Regions from separate parts of the Homo sapiens genome. Here regions 1, 2 and 3 are each linked to region 4. The links are chromatin contacts, found by Hi-C or POLR2A ChIA-PET in ENCODE. All regions are on one chromosome and are shown on one strand. The core of a region is the stretch at or near the end of the contact, and the rest is flanking DNA. Distances in the headings are between cores, read along the strand shown. Region 1 overlaps KDM6A (lysine demethylase 6A). Region 2 holds the start of DIPK2B (divergent protein kinase domain 2B). Region 3 has its middle 50 kb from the start of LINC01186. Region 4 holds the start of MIR222HG (miR222/221 cluster host gene).

The links. Hi-C counts contacts between places; a loop is a spot of excess contacts on that map. ChIA-PET counts read pairs that join two places held with the same protein, here RNA polymerase II (POLR2A). Pooled maps may share reads with other maps.
Region 1: a pooled map shows a loop between it and region 4 (10-fold over the local background). The contact joins the enhancer-like site here to the promoter of MIR222HG in region 4. A Hi-C loop is called at or near these places in 7 of 37 single-sample maps with no recorded cell type and 10 of 50 pooled maps.
Region 2: a map of endothelial cell of umbilical vein shows a loop between it and region 4 (7-fold over the local background). The contact joins the promoter of DIPK2B here to the promoter of MIR222HG in region 4. A Hi-C loop is called at or near these places in 3 of 168 maps with a recorded cell type or tissue (Right ventricle myocardium inferior, endothelial cell of umbilical vein and heart left ventricle) and 7 of 50 pooled maps. POLR2A ChIA-PET finds 5 or more read pairs at or near these places in 2 of 52 experiments (PC-3 and endothelial cell of umbilical vein).
Region 3: a loop to region 4 is called in a map of mammary epithelial cell, with 9 times the contacts of the local background. The contact joins the enhancer-like site here to the promoter of MIR222HG in region 4. A Hi-C loop is called at or near these places in 4 of 168 maps with a recorded cell type or tissue (Calu3, IMR-90, aorta and 1 more) and 5 of 50 pooled maps. POLR2A ChIA-PET finds 5 or more read pairs at or near these places in 4 of 52 experiments (Caco-2, MCF 10A, activated CD4-positive, alpha-beta T cell and 1 more).

Annotation. Positions count from the first base shown.
Region 1 is chrX:45,068,085-45,073,372 of GRCh38, forward strand. It overlaps KDM6A (lysine demethylase 6A), which reads left to right. Exons shown (of 30, transcript NM_001291415.2): 18 at 1,495-2,273. Among named protein-coding and RNA genes, the nearest start is that of DIPK2B, 130 kb to the right of the region's middle. Within about 2 kb of position 2,492, at least 3 of the 41 ENCODE cell types and tissues checked have a DNase peak (open chromatin) inside an H3K27ac peak, as active enhancers do.
Region 2 is chrX:45,198,409-45,203,817 of GRCh38, forward strand. It overlaps DIPK2B (divergent protein kinase domain 2B), which reads right to left and starts at 2,468. Exons shown (of 5, transcript NM_176819.4): 1 at 2,186-2,468. The coding sequence starts at 2,418.
Region 3 is chrX:46,375,048-46,380,861 of GRCh38, forward strand. No RefSeq gene overlaps it. Among named protein-coding and RNA genes, the nearest start is that of LINC01186, 50 kb to the left of the region's middle. Within about 2 kb of position 1,609, at least 4 of the 41 ENCODE cell types and tissues checked have a DNase peak (open chromatin) inside an H3K27ac peak, as active enhancers do.
Region 4 is chrX:45,767,390-45,772,935 of GRCh38, forward strand. It overlaps MIR222HG (miR222/221 cluster host gene), which reads right to left and starts at 2,878. Exons shown (of 2, transcript NR_170290.1): 1 at 2,696-2,878; 2 at 1-2,563.

The sequences.
Region 1 (5,288 bases), core at 1,242-3,741, 700 kb before region 4:
TGCACCTTTTAGTATATAAATATCTTGTTATCAGCTATAGTTTTATTCTTTTATAGCTTATTACTGACAAAATGCTCTAACCTTGTTGCTGAAGTAATCTCAACTCCAAATGTAAACTCGTTTTATGATTCCAATGTTACTTTAATCAGTGTTGCTGAAAAATTGGCTGTCCTATTTAATTATTTTGTAAGTAAAATGAAATGAAAATATTCTTCTTAAAGAAGTTTCTCTGTGACACCAGAGGCAAATTTCAGGTAAAAATTAGTTCCAGTTATCATATTTTCATTCTATTAAATGCCCTAAGTGATCTTCCTCTAGTCTTAAAACTTCTATTAACTGTTAGTATACTGCCCCCTCAGATTGCTTTAACAGTAGCAGTGTATTTTTCTAAGTTTTCAAATTCAGGTGATGAAAAATAAAGTTTATCTCAAAGTCATTAGTGGAGACTTAAAATGTCTTTTTCTCCCCTTTTTTTTTAAAAAAAAAAAAAAAAAAGAGAGACACAAGGTTCTGCTCTGTCACCCAGGCTGGAGTACAGTGGCACCATCTTAGCTCACTGCTGGCTCAAACTCCTGGGCTCAAGAGATCCTCCCACCTTGGCCTCCTGTGTAGCTGGACTACAGGCACACTTGTCAACACACCTAGCTTGTCTGCCTGCTTTCCTTCCCTCTCTCCCCTCTCTCCCTCCTCTCTCCTCTCTCTTCTTTCTCTTTCTCTTTCTCTTTCTCTTTCTCTTTCTCTTTCCCTTTCCCTTTCCCTTTCCCTTTCCCTTTCTCTCTCTCTTTTTCTTTTGTGGAGACGGAGTCTCATTGTGTTGCCCAGCCTGGTCTCGAACTCCTGGCCTCAAACGATCCTCCTGCCTCGGCCTTCCAGAGTGCTGGGATTACAGACATAAGCCACTGCACCAAGCCTATCTAGTCTTCTAAATATGTGTGGATGGATAGATGGGGAAACTTTAGGTATTTTTTGAAATATTTTCATAGATTTAATAGTTCTGCCCTTAATTTTGAGGATAGCTACTTTAACAATAGGATTTGAATTACAGAAGATTATATTTTAATGATAATTTTAAAGGCTTAATGAACTCACTTTCTATATTAATCTTTTAACAGATCACAGACCAGTGAGAGTTGGTTTATGTTGATCCATGGTCATAGCTTTTAATTATTAATGATGATATATGTCTATCCATGTCTGATTTTAGAGATGAAAATATGTATATTGGAACTTAAAATTTGTAATGCTTCATCTGAAGTAGTTTATTCTACACTAATAATGGAGTCATTTTAGATAGCAAGGAAGAAAAATTTCTCTAAAGATGTTAAATACTGATTAGCTAAGTTGCAGGTACTTTTTGATAACTTTAGGACTTGGGTCAAATTATCTTATACAGTTAGATATTTATTTTTAGTGGCTTTTCTCTTTAATATTTTAAATTCTGTATATTCTGAGTTTGCTTAATATTAGATTTAAACTATTTTTCTTTCTTTTTAGGGGCTTCACAAAGGTCAGAGTTCACATTCGGCAGGTCCTAATGGTGAACGACCTCTCTCTTCCACTGGGCCTTCCCAGCATCTCCAGGCAGCTGGCTCTGGTATTCAGAATCAGAACGGACATCCCACCCTGCCTAGCAATTCAGTAACACAGGGGGCTGCTCTCAATCACCTCTCCTCTCACACTGCTACCTCAGGTGGACAACAAGGCATTACCTTAACCAAAGAGAGCAAGCCTTCAGGAAACATATTGACGGTGCCTGAAACAAGCAGGCACACTGGAGAGACACCTAACAGCACTGCCAGTGTCGAGGGACTTCCTAATCATGTCCATCAGATGACGGCAGATGCTGTTTGCAGTCCTAGCCATGGAGATTCTAAGTCACCAGGTTTACTAAGTTCAGACAATCCTCAGCTCTCTGCCTTGTTGATGGGAAAAGCCAATAACAATGTGGGTACTGGAACCTGTGACAAAGTCAATAACATCCACCCAGCTGTTCATACAAAGACTGATAACTCTGTTGCCTCTTCACCATCTTCAGCCATTTCAACAGCAACACCTTCTCCAAAATCCACTGAGCAGACAACCACAAACAGTGTTACCAGCCTTAACAGCCCTCACAGTGGGCTACACACAATTAATGGAGAAGGGATGGAAGAATCTCAGAGCCCCATGAAAACAGATCTGCTTCTGGTTAACCACAAACCTAGTCCACAGATCATACCATCAATGTCTGTGTCCATATACCCCAGCTCAGCAGAAGTTCTGAAGGCATGCAGGTTAGTGTGGGAAAGTTCATCAAAGTGAAAATGTTTGACTTACTGGCATGATCAGAATGCTGAAATTTGGACCGTTTAAGATATGGGAAGTAAGCAAAAGATGGTGTAGTCATTCATCTAAGAGTTTGACAGAAGCTTTATTTTGCTTAGATGTTGTAGTCAAATCAGATGTGAGAAGTATTCCTGTAAATTGCTTATTTTGAGTGGGTGTGTCTGATTGTGCTGTTACTGCCCTCTACTGGTTACTAGGTTGTCAGCTTCAGTGTGATTGACTTCGCTCTGGGGATTTAAACAAGAGAATGGGTTAAATCATATTTGGCCAAATACAGCAAGGCTGGAAAACCCTATGGGTTTTTTTTTTTTTTTTATCAGAGCCTATTAAATGTTAGGCTAGGAATGGACCCCATCACTTATCAAGGCTAGTCTTTGCTTACAATTGAGAAAACTGGACTGTTTGAATCTAGAAGAGGTTATAAAGCAGGCAGAAGAGGAAGGAAGAGGTCAGGGGCAATGGGCAGTGGAGAGACATGACAGACTGTCAGCCATTCTGGAAGGAGCCAGACATATTCTGCTAGTCTAGGAAGGGCAGGGCCTCAGAAATTTATGAAGAAATGAACCTCCTCTGTCCCACAAAAGAAGAATCAAAGGATCAGGCAGCATCATCTTTCTCTGATATTTGGAGGACATATAGATTCTTACTGGCCTTTTCATTGTATATGACACATATATAATTTTTCTCATTTACTTGTAGTTGTTGTCCTCTATAAGTGACTAAATCTTGAATGAAATTTAGTTAACATAACTGGAACAAACAAATAATTCTGTAATATTTTCTGATACATTAAATGTTAAGTTTGAGCAGACATATAGTAGATTTTAAAAAGATCTTTTTTTGGTTGTAGATTGTCATGATATATAGAAAATAACCATTCTATAAATAGAAATTATAAACATTAGTTCTAGTTTGGCTACATTGACCATTTAATATAGCTTTTACATTTTAAAGTTCAAAACAATTCTTATTTATAGCCATATAAACCTCTTCCTGCAGTTGCTAGTACTTATATGTCTTATTTATTGTTATGTAAAAGTGTGATTATCTTTTCTGTTGTTCAGATTATTTTATTAGAAGGTATCCTGGGTCTACCGTTAAATGTTTGTCACTGACGAATGATTGAGGTGAAATTAAATTTTATTTATATATAAGTTTGCTGCTTGGGAGGGATGTGGGGTAGGAGCAATGGAGTATGGAGAAGAAATTTCAATTAATTTAAATTTATCGCTTTAATTGTGACACTAGAACTTTACTATAAATTACACTATAGTCATTTTTCTTTAAAGAGTTTGAGTGTTAAAAATACCTTTTGGTCTGTGTTTTCTTTTCTTTTCTTGTCTTTTCTTGTCTTTTCTTGTCTTTTCTTGTCTTTTTTTAAGACAGTTTCGCTCTTGTTGCCCAGGCTGGAGTGCAATGGCGCGATTTCAACTTACCGCACGCTCTGCCTCCCAGGTTCAAGCGATTCTCCTGCCTCAAGCCTCCCAAGTAGCTGGGTGGGATTACAGGCATGCAGCACCACACCTGGCTAATTTTGTATTTTTTAGTAGAGACGGGGTTTCTCCATGTTGGTCAGGCTGGTCTTGAACTCCCAACCTCAAGTGTTCCACCTGCCTCTGCCTCCCAAAGTGCTGGGATTACAGGCGTGAGCCACTGTGCCCAGCTGGTCTTTGTTTCATTTTCTATTAGTTTCTATTTCTGTTAGTTTCTATTTCATTATTTCCTGTCAAATTTTAACTATTTAGTTGTTATTCTGACATAGACTAGGGCAGAAATTACATCCTTTTTTATATTTTATTTTTTTCTTTATTGGGTCCACGTTGTTGGCAGCATTTTCCTTAGTGACCTACAACATGGTGATTGCTGTAATTAATCTTAACTGTCTTACAAGATTTTTTAAGGTCAGTAACTTAAGAGGACATTGGATGATCTCTAAATGAAATTCTTCTAAAGCATATAGTGAGGTTCTTGAGTTCCTAAAATTTGTTTCTTTAGAAATTTTTATATTATAGGTTTTTATATTAGTTTTTTTTTTGAAGTTAGGCTATCATTCAGTTCAACTCTGGGCCTACAGAAAATAGGGAGTGTTCAGATTAAATGCTACACTTGGCTCTCCTTAGACAGTGCCTTGATTCACTGCCAGTTTGACTGTCTTCTACCTGCTCCTCACTCATCTGCTGGGGCCTCTGTCCTGTTTCCTAGGTACTGCTGCTCTAACTGCTGGAGCAGGGGCTTTCTCTCTCATCCACTCTCTGTAGACTCAGGACAGTTGCTAGAAAATGGGGAAGATTTGGAGGTTCAAAACTAACATCATGAACTGCATGGGACCTAAGGAGGAATATTGTCAGAAAGAGTTCCATGGAGCTATGTTCTGTTCCCCAAGTTACAAACTGTGTATAGTAGCAGTTTTCATAAGTTTGTATTAATAAATTGTATATTATTTAAAAAAATATAATAATATATATATATATACATATATATACTTTAAGTTCTAGGGTACATGTGCACAATGTGCAGGCTCGTTTCATAGGTATACATGTGCCATGCTGGCCAGCTGCACCCATCAACCTGTCATTTACATTAGATATTTCTCCCAATGCTATCCCTCCCCCTGCCTTCCACCCCACAGCAGGCCCCGGTGTGTGATGTTCCTCACCCTGTGTCCATGTGTTCTCATTGTTCAGTTCCTAGCTATGAGTGAGAACATGCAGTATTTGGTTTTCCGTCCTTGTGATAATTTGCTCAGAATGATGGTTTCCAGCTTCATCCATGTCCCTGCAAAGGACATGAACTCATCCTTTTTTATGGCTGCATAGTATTCCATGGTGTATGTGTGCTGCATTTTCTTAATCCAGTCTATCATTGATGGACATTTGGGTTGGTTCCAAGTCTTTGCTATTGTGAATAGTGCCACAATAAACATACGTGTGCGTGTGTCTTTATAGTAGCATGATTTATAATCC
Region 2 (5,409 bases), core at 1,218-3,717, 570 kb before region 4:
CTGAGGATGACCATTCTCAATGTGCAGAGCTATAAACCCCAATCTGCCCTGCCTGGTGTTTTCCTGCTTGTATCTGCACACTTCCCTTTCACGGGCACATGGAACATGAATTCTAAGGGAGATGAAGTAATATCCTGGACTCTAACGGAATGCAAACCTATTTAGGGAAATGCTTTCTGATTTTGGCTAGCATCTGCCAAATGCTAGTAAGAAAAACTTCATTTATTGCCCTTTGGTGAATATGCAGTCATCCTAGAGCTCTTCCTCAGTTGAATCCTTAAATTTCTCTCCCTCCTTTTAAAAAATATGTCTGCCTTCTTATTGCCTCTCTCCAAGGAATCAGCATTGCTTCACCTGTGTTCTTGGTCCTCTTTATCTCTTTTCCTAGGCGGAAAACCTTGAGTTCACATCCAACATCTGCATATTTATTTCCTCTCGCATAGTGTTGGTCAACAGGATGACTCTATAGCTGAACTGACCTGTATCCTTCCTGTTCTACTTTGTTCCCAGTGACTTGTGTCCTGGACTATGGCAACTGGTCTCACAGCCCCTGCCAACACCACCAGTCCGTCCTGTCCACTTTGCACGAGCTCTTCCCAAATCACAGGTCTCATGTTGCCCCTCCCCAGCCTAACACTCTCAGCATGGCCTGCAGTAGAGATTCCTCAATCAGTGGTCTTTCAAAAATGCCTTTAAAAACGCTTAATATGCCTTTAAAAAGGCTTAATAGGAAAAGTCCACACCAACTCCATAAAATACCTCACAAAAGAAGTTTAACATTTTTGATTGGTATTTCTATCTATTATTTCTATTTAGTAATTTGGTTGAGTAAGCAAAGATGTCTTTGATTAATACAGATTGCAAATAAAATCATTGTTAATTAATGCCTTTTGTTTGGTCACCAAATCTTAAAAGCGTAAGTTAGGTCCTTTGAGGAAGATGGAGGAGAAAGGGCATATATATGACAAAGGGTCTTTGGTACTAAAAAGACTGGAAACCACTGGTCCACAAGATTAAGGCCCCAATTCCTTGGCATGGCAATTAAAGACCCCCTGCCCCATATATCCCTTCAACCTCCTCCTCTGTCATGCCTCCACATACACCCCATGCTCTAGCTAAGCACCTCTCACTTCTTCCCACACCTTTGCTTAAGATGTTACTTCCACCTTAAGCCCTTCACTTCCCGTTACTTTTCAGCTCATCCTTTAAAAGGCTTTGCTCAGAATACCTTCTCCTGGGGAAGCCCTTCCCCAGTTCCCATTTGGAATTAATGGAGCTCCTGGAGGTCCTTTACACTGCCCTGCATCAGACAAAGCCTTATTATTATTATTTATAACATGACCCCCTTGTCCTGACCTCCAGGAAGGCAATGACCAGAGTTATAGTTGCTGTCACCCCAGTACCTGCTAGAGTTTGGCTGTGGTAAAGGCTCATGGACTGTGTGTTGATAGGCTTAAATTCCAAGTGTGATGCCATTCTTTGCTGAGAGCCATGTGCATTGCAATTTACTAAGCTCCAGTTTTCCTCTGATCAAGGCAATCTCTCACAACAGAAAGCTGGCTCAGAAACTTTGGAGCAAACCGTCCTGGTTTGAATTCCACAGCTGCTACTTATTCGGTGGTGACCTTGTGCAAGTTACTTAATCTTTTTTAAAAAATAAATTTTATTGTGTATATTTAAAGTATACAACACGATGTTGTAAGATACATATATATAGTGAAATGGGTCCCATCATCTCACAGAGTTACCCATTTCCCCCCACTGAAGTCACTTTATCTGGCTATGTCTCAGCTTACCACCTCAATAATGGGGGAACACCATTAACTCTCACAATGATTTAAAATAGGTGTCACATTGTAGGCTTTCTATAAATTTTATTTCCCGCCCACTGTGAGAAATGAACTTGATAAACTCAACAGTCCCAGGCTACTCCATTCATAGGAAAGAAAACTTCAAGCTTTCAGTTCAAAAGGAAATGTTGGATTTAGCATTTAGGGCTGGAATTTGGCTTCACATCTTGCCCTCTTACCCACCCCAACTTCAGACCATTACCACTCTGATTAAATGGATTTGTTTCAGCTCCCACCCATATTACATCCTGATTCCTTTTCAACAAATTCCTGGACATCTTCACAAGAAGGGAACAGAATTTTGTGATTCAGAGTTATTTGATTGATATTCTGACCTTATTTCTTCTTTAAAGAACTTCTTGCAAATAGATGTCCCGATGCAGGCATTGCATTTATCAAGACCGAGGAAAGTCCTTCCAAAATTGTAGCTGGTTCTGACTTGGGGCACCAGAGAAGAAAGGGAAGAAGCTGGCAAGGAGAAAGAACAGCTCAGGGCTGAGACCCACAGCAGCAGGGCCAGCCAGCCAGGGCGGAGGGCGGCAGCCTCAGGCCCCAGCTGGGGCTCCATCTTGGGCTCTGGGCTCCAGCTGCAGCCTCTGGCTGTCCACTCGAGGCTGTACAGAGGCAGGGCTTGGCCAAAGAGGAAGCTGTCAGAGGGGGCTGGCTTCTGGGTGCTGACCCCATCCCAGCCTCCCAGGTTTCTCTTTGAGGATGCTGAGGAGCTTGGGGCTAATGAGGCTGGGGAGGAGGTGAGGAAGTCAGTGGAGGATGCTGATAACGCTGTTTCCAGAGTTACTCTTCCTTTGCCGGGGGTGGCTGCTTCAGGCTGGGGAGGGGCTCGCTGGCAGATTTCGGGAAGGACAATTGTCAGGGCTTCCCTGTGTGGTCCTTTTGACAAACACAGGATATCCCGGCAGGGCAGGAAAGGTCCATGCAGGATGTGTGTCCAACCTGCGTTCCACCTGGGAGTTTCAAAGGATCCTGAAAGCCTCCACCCTCCACTGTTTTAATTCCAGGTTTATCTGTCCCTATGGATTACACGTGCACCCCAATTTTTGACCCCTCTGTGCTAGGTCATTTGTCCTGCCCCTTAATCAGCCCTCCTTCCCCCACTTTTACCATATTTGCCTGTGAAATAACTAGAGGTTAGCTTGCTTGCCATTAACTGGCACATTTAGCACTGATTTGAAAGCTTTTTGCTGCTTAGGGAAGAGAAAACCTCAGGTTAGTCCATCTTCTCTTGCTGGTCTGAGAACAAGAGACCAGAAAGAACCCGGTGGCCTCTGTGGCATGATGAGGGGAGCACCAGAAAGAGCCCTCTGACAGCACACAGCTGTGTCTATCCCTCTCCCACAGACCTGAAAGCTTCTCTTCCTTTACCAACTTGCTTCACTTCTCGGGGTGGCTTGGCCGGATTTGGTAGGATTTAACTGCCCCAGGATTGCCTTCCTCAGGATACCAAGATAAGGTCCGCAGCATGGAGTAGATGGAAGTGCTAATTTGGGAGTAGAGAGAACCTCTGAGAACCAAATCAGGGAAGTCAGGCTGCCTCACATTCTGTGAGAGGGTGGAGGTGGGGAGCGGGGCACGGTTTGAAAATATGAGAAAGTGCATAGGAAGATGGGGCTGGGGGTGAGGAAAAGGGAGGTAAGAGGGAGTGGGGATTGCCTCTGGACAATTGACAAGTTTTGCTAAAGATTGGTGGGAAGAGCAGGTAAAGGCAATTTTCTGATGATGAAGCACGTGCTTATTAGCATTTGTATAGCTTCCTCAGTAAAATGTCTGGTCATGTTTGCTTTTTATTGGTGAGTTTTGACGCTTGTTTATATATTCTAGATCCGAGTCCTCTGTTGGATATGTGGCTTGCAAATATTTTCTCCCCAGGGCTAACTTGTCTTTTATTCTTTTAACAGAGTCTTCTGCAGAGTGAAAGTTTTGATTTTGAAGTCCAATTTGTTAATTTTTTCTTTTTGAATCATGCTTTTGGTGTCAGGTGTGATAAAAGAAAAACTTAAGCACATTTAAATTTTAAAGAGTTTATTTGAATATTCAGCGATTCATGAATCAGGGCAGTATCAGACTGCAAACATTCTGCTGGGAGGGGCAAGAAAGGAAACTTTTATAGTGTTTGCAGAAGCAGGACAAAGAAAACAATTTTTATTGGTTAGAGTGGAAAGTCCCTAGTTAGAGATTAATTGGTGATTTTTTTGATTGGTACAATTTCTAGTTTAAATTTACTATTTACATTAGGCTTTGGTTTGTTCACACAGGAATTTAAAGTGCCAGAGCCACCTCAGTCTAATGGCCTTCCAATTAGAATTTTAAAACATAATTCATCCTTTTTGATCAGCCTCTCATTTAAGAGATATTGACTAAAACTTGGGCATAAGCTCCACTCTCTGTGACCATCATGGCTAAGTTGTCCTTGTCTCAGTGTGAAACTCATAAGTCACAACATCAAGCTCATTGAGGAAAGATTCCTTTTGTTGTTCATCTCATTTTTGTTGCTCTAATTACAGTGAGATCATCTGGCATACCGTTGATGACTGTGAACACACATTTAAGACCCTCAAGTGAATGTAGTTCACCAGGGAGATTATGATGACTACCAGGAGGATAATACTGAAAGACTGCAGTATGTTCCTTAGCCAAGGTCCTCACAAACCAACTCAACTAACATTTCTAGAGAAACAAAAGAAAACCAAAGGTCAATGACTAGAGCAAACTATAAATTCAGTCTGAGTCCAGAGGAAATTTAGTTAACAAGATTGCTAGATTTGAGCTTGAAACATATTTTTCTGGTTTGCAGTTTGAATGTCTCTGGTTATGGTACTGAGGGTTTCAATGATCTTCCTGAGTGGTCCACATATCAGGCATAAGGGTTGTCCTCAGAAGTCACATCAAGTTGTCTATAACTGCCTGGCAGGGTTTCAGGAACAGAGCACATCTTGTTCTGAGTGATTTCAAGTCTGAAAAATGGGAAAAAATTGGATTGGAGGAATAAAGATGAATTCAGAATTCAGTCCAGTCTACAAATAGACAATAAAACTCAAAAACAACAAATATGGCTACAATCTACTATCAAAAATTATGCACAGATCTTTTCAGACATTACAGGGGTCCTCTGGAATGTCCCAAAGTTAGTTCTAGGTCAAAAAGACTTAATTTAGAAGCTTATTTTGGGAAGTTTGTAAAAAATATCAAAAAGTCTAAAACACTTGATTAAATAGGATCATTAGTCATTATGAAACAATGAGAGGCAAATACAGAAAGGTTATATAGCTGTAAAAAAACTTAGCTCTTTTAATGTTGAGAATACTCATTTTTATATATATGTATATAAACAAAGACCTAGTAAAAGACAACACGAAGCACAAGAAATTATCCTGATAAAACACAAATCTTTGTAAGGTAGATCACTTAAAAGATAAGAAAAACCTTTCACCAAGAAAACTTTGTTCTTTCAACAGAAAAAAAGCCAGTGTCTAGCTTTGTATCAATGTACTTTTGATATTAAAGCTAATTTTTAAAAACCCTTCTAATAAATTTCATTCAGTTT
Region 3 (5,814 bases), core at 359-2,858, 610 kb after region 4:
ACCAAGAACTAGTAAAAAGCATGTGGAAAATAGTACAGAAATGAGATGGGCACAGCACAAAGTTTACAAATTTCATCTCACAGCTAACCATCCTCAAACACATTGTACTCTGAATTTAAGCTAGGCATAGTACATAAAAAATCTTCTAGATCACATCTAGATACATCTCTTTTCTCTCTTTATCACAGAGGGCAGTGCTCCCCAGAATGGTAGAATTTGCCAGTTTTCTGAAAAGGTGATGGGGAGAGCACAACAGTAACAACTTTGCTTTGACAGGCAACTGACACCCATATGATTGATCATGCCAATTATTTCTCCAATGGTGGAATGAGGATCGATTTTTAATTGAAGATGGAATTCTAGCATTCGGAGATTTTTTTTTTCCTTTCTTTCTTTTTTTTTTTTGCTTGAACCAGAGCTATCCAGTTTTTGAAATGGCATGGCCTTCAGGGCCCATAGCCCTTTCTTGGACCTCCCACACTCTTCATATCACAAGGCCAAGAAAATAAGTACCTGCCCATAGCAAATAGCTATGGGCTATTTTTCCTAAACAGCTATGGGCATGTTTGCTCACCATTTCCTAAATCCCATGGAAACTGGGACAAAAGGACCCAAGAAACTTGAAGGGAGCACATTTTAAAACAACCCTACAAAACAGGCACTTTTTCTTGTATATTTTACCACCACTTTGCTTGTGCTGGTGAAAGTGGAGGGGAGATGAGAAAAGGCCTCATTTTGTATGTTAGCTCTTAGCTATTTGGTTTAAGGGATTTTTTTTTTCTTATAAAACATGCAACTGAAACTGGAAAGTCCTTCAGCTAGATGGTCAATGTTTTTTGTGGAATGTGAAAAGGATGGCTTTTTATATCACTGGGTAATTTACATACGCTTGGTAGGTTACTCCCAGATTTCCAGGGTAGAAAGTGACAGTGGGAGACGATGATTCAAATTGTTCAAATATCCATAGGGAAGACATATAAACTCACCACAGACTTTGATAACGTATTAGTCATTAGATATCTCATCCTGACCCCAGCCTCAGATTCACCTGCTGAATACCTGAGCTTAAGTAAGCCATACTTGGAAATGTGGAAACAGAACCCTACTGAGAAAAAAAAACTTATCAAGAAAAAAAAAATCTCTCTTTCCTGTGCCTAAACAATTTCCCCCCAAAGAGCCAGAAGCTAACACAATATTCCCCCCTAAAGAGCCAGAAGCTAACACAGTAACACAGGAAAAAATGAGAATACAAAAGGTAACATCTCTAAAAGGTACTTCAGCTTTCACACCACGATTCCACATCACTACATTGATGACATGCAGAAAGCAATCAAATGCAGGAATACTCTGGGTTGACTGAGCAGAGGCACAGAGTAACAGCCTGGGTAAGCAGCAGCCCTGCTCCTGGGCCAACAGCTGAGCACACCCAACAGAAATAGAATGGTCACTGACGCTGACCACAAGGCAGGCCCCACACAAGTAAGTGCTTTACCTGCCCTTTATCATGTAACTCTCATGGCAACCATCTGAAATAGGCATTTTTAATTTCCATCTTAAAGATGAGGAGACAGAGGCACTGAGGGGCTAAATAGCTTGTCAAGCTATTTGTATAGAAGTTAACACAACCGGCAAGAAGCAGAGAGTCAGGAGCCCGGGTCTTTCTGTTTCTTTAAGCAACATTGCCTCCCTGTGTTCAGGGCTGACTATTCTCTCTCAGGTTTTCAGAGCCATTTACACAGATGTTCAAAGAACAATGCCATGGTTCACTCATACAACATGGAAAAACATCATCATAAAACTCACAGAGTATCTCTCTAGTCTATAGAAGCCAAAATATCAGTGTGAAAAATAAAATCCACAGTCAATCTTACATTAATTCACTATGTCTTCTGAGTCCATTTTTTATTTGCTGATATATCCCATTCTTAACAGTGTTTTACAGATGCGATTTTTATTTTAAATTAAAATGGAAAAATAAAGGTTTCAAAACTGTTAAAGATATCATGACCGTGCTTAAAATTATTTTTTAAATAATACTGAGAAATCCCAAATCCAGAGCTCAGATAGCTTGTTTGAATCATTTTTCTTAAAAAAATAGTTTAGTGGACTTAGCCAGATGAAGCTCACATCTTGGCACCGTGATGTTCTGGATTATCCTTTGGCAGAGGGAAGGAAGTGGGACAATCTATTATCATTATTATTGTTATTATTACGTTTTTTCAAGATGGAGTGTCGCACTGTCGCCCAGGCTGGAGTGCAATGGTGTGGTCTCGGCTCACCGCAACCTCTGCCTCCCAAGTTCAAGTGACTGTCCTGCCTCAGCCTCCTGAGTAGCAGGGATTACAGGCACACACCACCACACCCGGCTAATTTTTTGTATTTTTAGTAGAGACGGGGTTTCACTACTTTGGCCAGACTGGTCTCGAACTCCTGACTTCGTGATCCGCCCACCTCGGCCTCCCAAAGTGCTGGGATTACAGGCGTGAACCACCATGCCTAGCCTATTAATATTATTTTTTAAGAATACAAGTGCAGAACGTGTAGGTTTGTTGCATAGGTAAACGTGTGCCATGGGGGTTTGCTGCACCTATCAACCCTTCATCCGTCATCTAGGTGGTTTTTTTGTTTGTTTTGTTTTTGTTTTTTGTTTTTAGAAGAGACAGGGCTTCACCTTGTTAGCCAGGATGGTCTCGATCTCTTGACCTCGTGATCCACCCGCCTCAGCCTCCCAAAGTGCTGGGATTACAGGCGTGAGCCACCGTGCCCGGCCCCCGTCATCTGGGTTTTAAGCCCTGTATGCATTAGCTATTTGTCCTAATGCTCCCCTCCCCCCGTCCCTCACCCCCCAACTGGCGCCAGTGTGTGTTGTTCCCTTCCCTGTGTCCACGTGTTCTTATTGGAACAATCTATTATAATCTGCACCTCAACTTCCCCCTCCTGTGCTTGCAGTCTCTTCAATAGCAATAACTTTTCTTTTTTTTTTTTTTTTTGTTTTTTTTTTTTGAGACAGAGTCTCGCTCTGTCGCCCAGGCTGGAGTGCAGTGGTGCAATTTCAGCTCACTGCAACCTCCACCTCCCAGGTTCAAGCAATTCTCCTGCCTCAGCCTCTTAAGTAGCTGGGATTACAGGCGTGTGCCACCACACCCAGCTAATTTTTATATTTTTAGTAGAGATGAGGTTTCGCCATGTTGGCCAGGCTGGTCTCAAACTCCTGACCTCAGGTGATCCACCCGCCTCGGCCTCCCAAAGTGCTGGGATTACAGGTATAAGCCACTGTGCCCGGCCAATAACTTTTCTTTCAGGCTTAAAACCTCTTCAGCAGCTCTATGTTCCATCAATTGCTAATTACCATAATTCCATCTCTGCAATTTTTTTCTTCTCTCTCCCTTTCTGTTGCAATGGCCCATATTCTAGTTCAGATCCTTCTTAACTCTTGCCTCTGAAGTGGCTTCCTTCCCTTCACCCAGTTCTTCCAACTGTCTCATATTAAGCCAAAGTTCATCTTCTAAAGCACATTGGTCTAACAGCATAAAGCACCCAGATCATCTTCAAAACTTCCAGTGGTTCCCTATTGCCAAGCCAGAAACAAACAAAGCAAAACAAAATGAAAAGCAAAATACACCTCAGTTTGGCATACAAGGCCATTCATGATCTGACTTCTGTTTACTTTTCCAAGCCAGATGATTTCCCACTATCCCAACCCCCTGCAACCTATTCAGCAGCCACAGAAGACAACACAATATTTCCCTAAAATGCCTTACATTCACCCACCAGAGCATTTTTTTTTCTTCAAAATACCTTCACAATCTGACATGTAAGTTCTATGAAGACAGAAACTTTGGTGCACCAAAAGTATACCCAGTACCTAGGCATGTGATAAACATTTTTTAATTGTGTTGCCGAAATGCCAGGGATTCAGTCCAGGCCCTGCTGATGGCCACACAGAACGCCAACCACTGAAACAATGAGTATTACCAGGGAAGAAGGCTTTAATTGGGTGCTGTGACCAAGGAGAACGACAGATAAAGTCTCAAACCCATCTCTCCAACTGGGGGTTTTATATAGTAGGGAAGGTGGGAAAACAGGAATTAAGGAGGGGAAAGAAAGCAATGATGATGGATGAGGGGTCTGGCATCTCATTGTCCAGATGCAGTGATCTGATGAGTTTCAGTCCCTTGCCTGAGGGTCGGTTTCCTAAGGAACGAACTCAGATGAGACAAATGTAAGTTTCTAATTTTAAGACCAGGGAGGGTCAATTTCTATATTTATTTAAAAAACCATAAATATTAGTTCTATGGGACAATCAGACCAGTTTTAAATGAATGATGTTCACCTTGTGAGAAATGTCCTTTTCTGATATCCTTACCCATTTATGTACTATCATTTCTTTCTATGCATCATTCATTCCTTCTCCACAACCCATCGCAGATGATCCTCACAAAGTCAGTCTCTTGTTTATGTCTTCTTTTCCCTTGTTTGTCTTCTTCTCTAACACTTTCATTGGCTGCCTCAGATTACAGGCACTCCTGCCTCTGGTTCTCCTGATGAAAAGCCCCTGGAAGGCAGAGAATATGTTCCAAGTATGAAGTCTGGCACTTAATGGGAGCTCAAAAAAAAGGATTATGTATTAAACAAAAGTTTGTTAACAATAGCCAGACCATCCAATACGTTCCATTAACAAGGTTTTTTCCATAGGAGATTTTCTTCTTTTCAGAGACAAAATGTGGACATTATAAATTATATTATATAATATCAGGGATCAGAAAACTTTTTCCAAAAAGGGCCAGATAGTAAATATTTTAGGCTTTGTGGACCATAAGGTCTCTGGCAGCCATAGAAAATACATAAACAAGGCTGGGTGCGGTGGCTCACGCCTGCAATCCCAGCACTTTGGGCAGCCTAGGTGGGAGGAACAATTGAGGTTAGGAGTTTAAGACCAGCCTGGCCAACATTGTGAAAAACCCTGTATCTACTAAAAATACAAAAATTAGTTGGGCGTGGTGGCACGCATATGTAATTCCAGCTACTAGGGAGGTTGAGGCAGGAAAATCGCTTGAACCCTGGAGGCAGAGGTGGCAGTGAGCCAAGATTGTGCCACTGCACTCTAGCAGCCTGGGTGACAGAGCAAGACCCTATAGAAAGAAAGAAAGAGAGAAAGAAAAAGAAAGAGAGAAAGAAAGAAAGGGGATAGATAAAGAAAGAAAGAAAGGAAGAAAGAAAGAAAGGAAGGAAGAAAGAAAGAAAGAGAAAGAAAGGAAGAAAGAAAGAGAAAGAAAGAAAGAAAGAGAAAGAAAGGAAGAAAGAAAGAAAGAAAGGAGGGAGGGAGGGAAGGAAGAAAGAAAGTGGGAGGGAGGGAGATAGAGAAAGAAAAAGAAAGAAAGAAAGAAAGGAAGGAAGAAAGAGGGAGGGAGGGAGATAAAGAGAGACAAAGAAAAGAAAGAGAAAGAAAGAAAAATAAATAAATAAATAAATTACATAAACAAATGGACACTGCTGTATTCCAATAAAACTTTATCTATAAAAGCAGAGAGTGGGCTGGATGTGGCCCATGGGCTATAGTTTGCCAACCTGGTATTAAATCATAACATCAAAATTAGCAGGCACGATGGCTGCTGCGTTCTTCAGCTTCTCCTTTCACTAAGGCAGACAAAACACTCTCCAGTTAGGATCAAAACACACTCATTCCCATACTTCAATAAACGGCTTCTCAGTGCTGATGTCGGTTCCTGCTGGAGGGATCCAAAAATAAATATGTGAAACTCACTTGTGAGAGTCCACTACATAAATATTTGACATTCTGCAGTATCATTTCCT
Region 4 (5,546 bases), core at 1,628-4,127:
ATGACATTTCCAAACCAAGAACTTAAAGCTACATTTCAACACCCAACTACTCAGTTGTCATAGGAACAACACTATGAGGCTTATCTGGGTTCTAACAAACAGCCACTTGTTTCACTAATGATTAAAACTCCCCCTTCAAATCAAATATAGACACCCATACATATACAGACCTCAAAAGAAAAATTTAATTGGGTAAAACTGTATACTACACCAAAAACTTAAGAAACAAGCCCAAAGGGAAAGCATTTACGTTCCCGAACATGCAAATTCAAACACTATTTCAGAGAAATTATTTTGAGGTCTGTCTCTTGACCAGATCCCTTCAGTTTGTTGTTTTACACACCCACAAAGACAAAGGCATATGCATGGCATTAATATCTTTTAACAGGGTATACGAAAATGTGAATACTCTCAATGACCCCAGAGGAGAATTCAGAGCAAGCAATGCTACTCACTTTCGATGTACTTTTAAAAATTAACAAATTGAGAACAGAGAACGGCAAATAGAATTGAAAACATGAAGTTCTCAGTTAATTCTTCTGGGATATACTTTCTAGCATTTACTGTTCCAACCTGTTTCTATCACATTTTGTCATTCAAAACAATGGATTTTAAATGGATGAGGAAAACCTAAAAATTAGAGGCTTTTTTCCAACAGGCACGGCAGTATTTATCCAGATTATTAAATCATCATGTTCTCCCCAAGTATTTACTTACATGAAATACAGAGTTGAAAACATAAGCTAGCAGTTGAATATAAATTATCTGTAAATACCTTAATGCTTTGTTGCCATTTTTCTGTCTTCAAGACTCTAAAAACCTATAAATTCATGTGCTTCAAGAAAACTAATGCCATTCCTTAATTAAGTCAAATTGACTTGTCATGTTCACAAGTTTGGATCACCCGTTTCCTGACTTATTGGAGGACCTGCCCTTAAGAGCCGTGCTTATCTTGTCTTTCTATTTCTTTAAGAATAAATACTTATGCAAAAGTCTTGAGAGCTGCTAGTCTGAGAAAACTGATCTCAAAAGTTATCCAAGTATACAAGAGGGGGAAAAAACAATTAATATATCTCACTAGATTCATCTCCCTCCCCCACCCTCATCCCACTCCACTGCTAAGAGAGAGAAATTTCAGCACTGCTATCCTGTTTTATTATACATTTTCCCTTTTGAGTTAAGGATTTTAAGATTTTGAAAGTAACAGAACAGGAACCAAAAGTAGATTCAACTTCCAATTTGGCTTAAAAAGAAAGAAATAATTATTATTTCCTATATTACCCAAAACTTATTCTGTTAATAACAGTTATAATTATATATTCAAATTAATAAATGAAGATTGCTAAAATTGCCTATATACTTGTTAGCAGTTAAAGAAGAAAAATTTTTTCCATTTGCTTCTATAAGTAGACATCACATGATTACTTCTATTGACCAATAAGAAACTAGTAAAATCAGGCAGTCACCCACCATTCTTTTCTAATGTTCTTTTTCTTATTCTATTCAACCTTTTCAGTATATTCTTAAGAAGCCAAATCAAGAAATTAGACATTCATGCCTAAAATAAAATTGCGTTACCTTATACATCATGAACAGGAACCTGTTGTATATAACACGGGTATTCAAAGCTTTATTGTCTTTTTCTAGAACCCTTTAACATAAAGGCAGCTCAGATTCAAGATTAGAAAACTGAATTCAACAGGCAGGAACACGCATACGAAACCAGTAAGAACTACTAATCACGACCTCTCAAAATGTCATGAACCATATAGATAGAAATAACCCCCCTTTTGCTGTACTAATGTAATCCAATAGAACAAACTTAAAATTCGTGACACAAATGTAAGAAACAAAAAACAAAAATCTATTGCCATTGTAATCTACCCTTCCCAATCAGGAGAGGTGTTTCCGACGCATTACTTGAACTTTCATTTTGTACAACTTTCATCTTGTAAGGTTCTAACTAAATACTTGACATCTTAATGCAGAGGAAAGGAAAGGAGGGCAAGTAGACTAATTCTGAAAGCATCCCTTCAAATTTCATACATGCTATTCAGACTAAATGGAAATCTACATCCATGGAAAGTTAATGTCGCAATTCTACTAAACAGCCCATTCTGATTTTATGTTTCTCCTCCACTAACAAGAAAAAATAAAACAACCAAATCTAGCTGTATTACATATGTTTAGCTAAACTGATAGCACTCAGCTCATTTTTGTTAATTACCTGGCTTCTTCTCAGTCTTTATGCGGTATTCTCGTGCTGCTCTTTTTTAGAACTCCTCACTGTTTATGTGTTCTCTGTTCAACACAGTTGTTAGGGGTCTGTGAACAATTTTTCAATTCCCACACACGCATATGATATCTATTAGGGAGCAATGCCACTTTTCACTTACCAATTCTGGATAAAGGAGTATTTCCTGGTGACAGAATGCTGCTGCTTCCGTTCACTAAAACTCCCTCTTCGCAGCTTGATAAATCTGATTATAAAACGTCTTTGTTCCAGATCACACGAGGCGCTTTTCCTACAAAAGTTTTCTAAAGAGTTATCTGCATTTCATTCCTGTGACAAAACAAATCAGAACAAGGGGGGTGGGGGGGGGAACAGGGAATAAGTCCACACAAGTTCCTGGCAAAGATTTTAAGCTGCATTTTTCTGAGTTTAATCAGTAACCTATATTAAAGTGACAGTTACCAGTTCAGGAAGCCTAGAGTTTGATCAAGTCGGTCACAACCACTTTGAGAGTCTTCCACTGGTGTGCGGACTCCAAGAAAGCAGTCACTTGGTCATCTATCACATGTGGCTGAATCACTGGACAGACCACCCCCGCCCCACACACCCCCAGCCCCCGTTGAGCAGCAGCCCAGGCAGGAGAGTGGCCGGACGCCCGACCCAAGACCTCTTATAGGGACCCGCCAATTAGCTGCTGACCAATCGCAGCCAGCACCTAGTACCTAAGTCACATGATAGGGCAGTCCCTATGACTGCAGGATTTCTGAATTACTGGGGTTACACAAAGGACACTCATTCAGGAAAAGAGAAAAAAAGCCATAAGCCGAAACAGAAAACGCCCAGGCTGCGACAACTACGGCTTTAAAACAGGGAACACCCCAGCCTCACACAGACAGAGAAAGAGCCACAACCAAGCCAGGATGAAAATCAGAAGAATGTCTGGCACATATTAAAAAATAATCCCAAAGCAGACGCTGAGTTTACAAACCCACTTCAGCTATAAATCTACTCCTCCTTCCCCTTCCTCTATAGTCTCCAATAATTTTACATTCTAAACTTTTTTATTTTAAAAAGCTCCAGTGAGCCTCTGCAAAACCGCTGTAAGAAAATGTGCGAGACACATGAGCCTCTCTTCCCATCCCCTCAAAATACCCCTGAAGGAGATTCAAATTGGCCATGAAAAGATTCCTAAGTGAAATACATTTCTTTTAAAATAGTTAAATAAATTAAGTGAAATTAAACATTGCCAGAACAGATTCGTATGGTAACTAACAAATCATCTCTCTCTCAATCATTTTAAACTGTACACATCAAGGACACTCTTGTTAAGTAAACGAGCCCACTTTGTGAACTAGATACCCATTTATTTTTATTTGAATGCCCCCAATTTGTCTCTTAAACACCTTTTATGTTTAGGAAGAAATTCAACTGCGAACACCCCTACCATTGCTCCGACCTCCAAAAATGGTACTTACAAATGTTCCTTGTTTGGATCTGTCGACTTCTTCTCCCCTCCCCCGACATTTGGAGTCAAAATATGGGCTCAACCTCATCCTTCAAACCTAAAGGCCCTATTTTGATCGTGCAAGACTGCAACAGCTCCTTCTCCCAGGCAAGCCCAGAACACTGTGCCGCTTGCCATTCCCAATTTATGGAAGGAAGTGTATGTCAAACAAACCAGGTGATGACTCAGACTGCCTCCTCCAGCCACGTTTTCCCTAGAATGGGAGGGTAGTTTAAGTGCAGCCCATTTGGATGTGACTCAGTTTTATTAGACTGGTGGCTGTAGCTAAGCTGACAAGCTCACATTTTTTTTAAATAACTTGTACATTTAGAGATCAGGACGCACATTCCAACTGGTTTCAAGAATTGAATCATGTAAACAGGAGAGATGCAAGATTATTTTTAAGGTATGGCAACGCTCTGGCTCTGTTCCCTAATATTTTAAATTTCAGAACTGTGCACTGAAATTTTTACAATGGAGGCAACCAAACGTTTTAATTCACACAAGAGTAGCAAACAGGTTTTCTACATTTAGGTTTACTTGAGGTCTTTACCATGAGGGACTTGGACTCCTTCCATCCTGAAGATTCAAGTCTCTAAGTCTGGGGCCCGCGCGGCGGGTTCTTCAGGAAGTGGTTGGGAGCATGAGAGCCATGTTGCAGCTTTCACTTTTGCATTTACTGCAATTCACACTCTAAGCTGAGCTAGTCACACACAGCACACACGTAATACAATCACATCACCAAAAAATCTGTACAGTCCTTTAGTCTCGACCTGCCTAAAAGCTGTGAAATAAAAACTTGAAAACCACCAGTGAAAATTCCAATTAAATATACTGACATGCCCTAGTAGTCTTCCTCTTCAGTAAAAACTTCACTACCAAGATGGGAGTGGCATTACATGGAGTAAATTGTTCCCAGGTATTATGTAGACAGGAAGAATACAGTAATAAGAAGGGCAATTCCCCACATGAAAAATCTGGAAGGCTTGGGCTGAGCAATTTAACTACAGTTATCTCTTTTCAGCATACTTCCTTTAACCTTCAGCAAAGTCAGCAACTGCTCTGACTAAGGCTTGGCATTTATTGTTGATTATGCCTTGATGGATAACTAGTTTTATTACAATACAGGAAATACATCCAACATTTGAAACACAGAAAAATGTTCAGATGTCTAATTTTCAGATTGGTAGATGAGAGCACAGAAAAGGTATACACACTGAAACCATGTATAACAGTTAATTCAGGAGTTGATTATTCACTTTATAAAAAGACTTCCTGCAGGGTTTTACTGGAATAAACACTACATTCAATTTACATACAGAATTAATTTTCAGAAATTAAAATCACACGAAACTATTTCGAGAGCACTTCCAAATTACACTTTTGAATTCTACTTTAACCATGTGTATGTATTTCTCAGTTATTAAAACTTATTCATACTTCAGTAGTAATGTATTAAGTTTTATTGGCTTAAAGACAGTTACCTTGCTAAGATACAGAACATAAAGTCTATAATTATATGGCTTTCAGTGGAAATAAACACAGGCTATGAAAATAGAATGTGAATAAAATGGAACATCTAAAACTCTGGCATCTAAAAGGACCTATGACATCTCTGAGGAGTCTAGCTTCTGGAGTCAGACTTGCTGGGATTTGACTTCTGGTTCTGCTGTTCCTAGCTGTGGCACCTGGATTAAAAAATGATTCTATGTTAAGTGCTGAGAACAGTGTCTGACAGAGAACTCTGGAGTCATACACATTTCAGTCATTCCCTAAGTAACACTTCTGAATGAGAAAAATATGATTCCA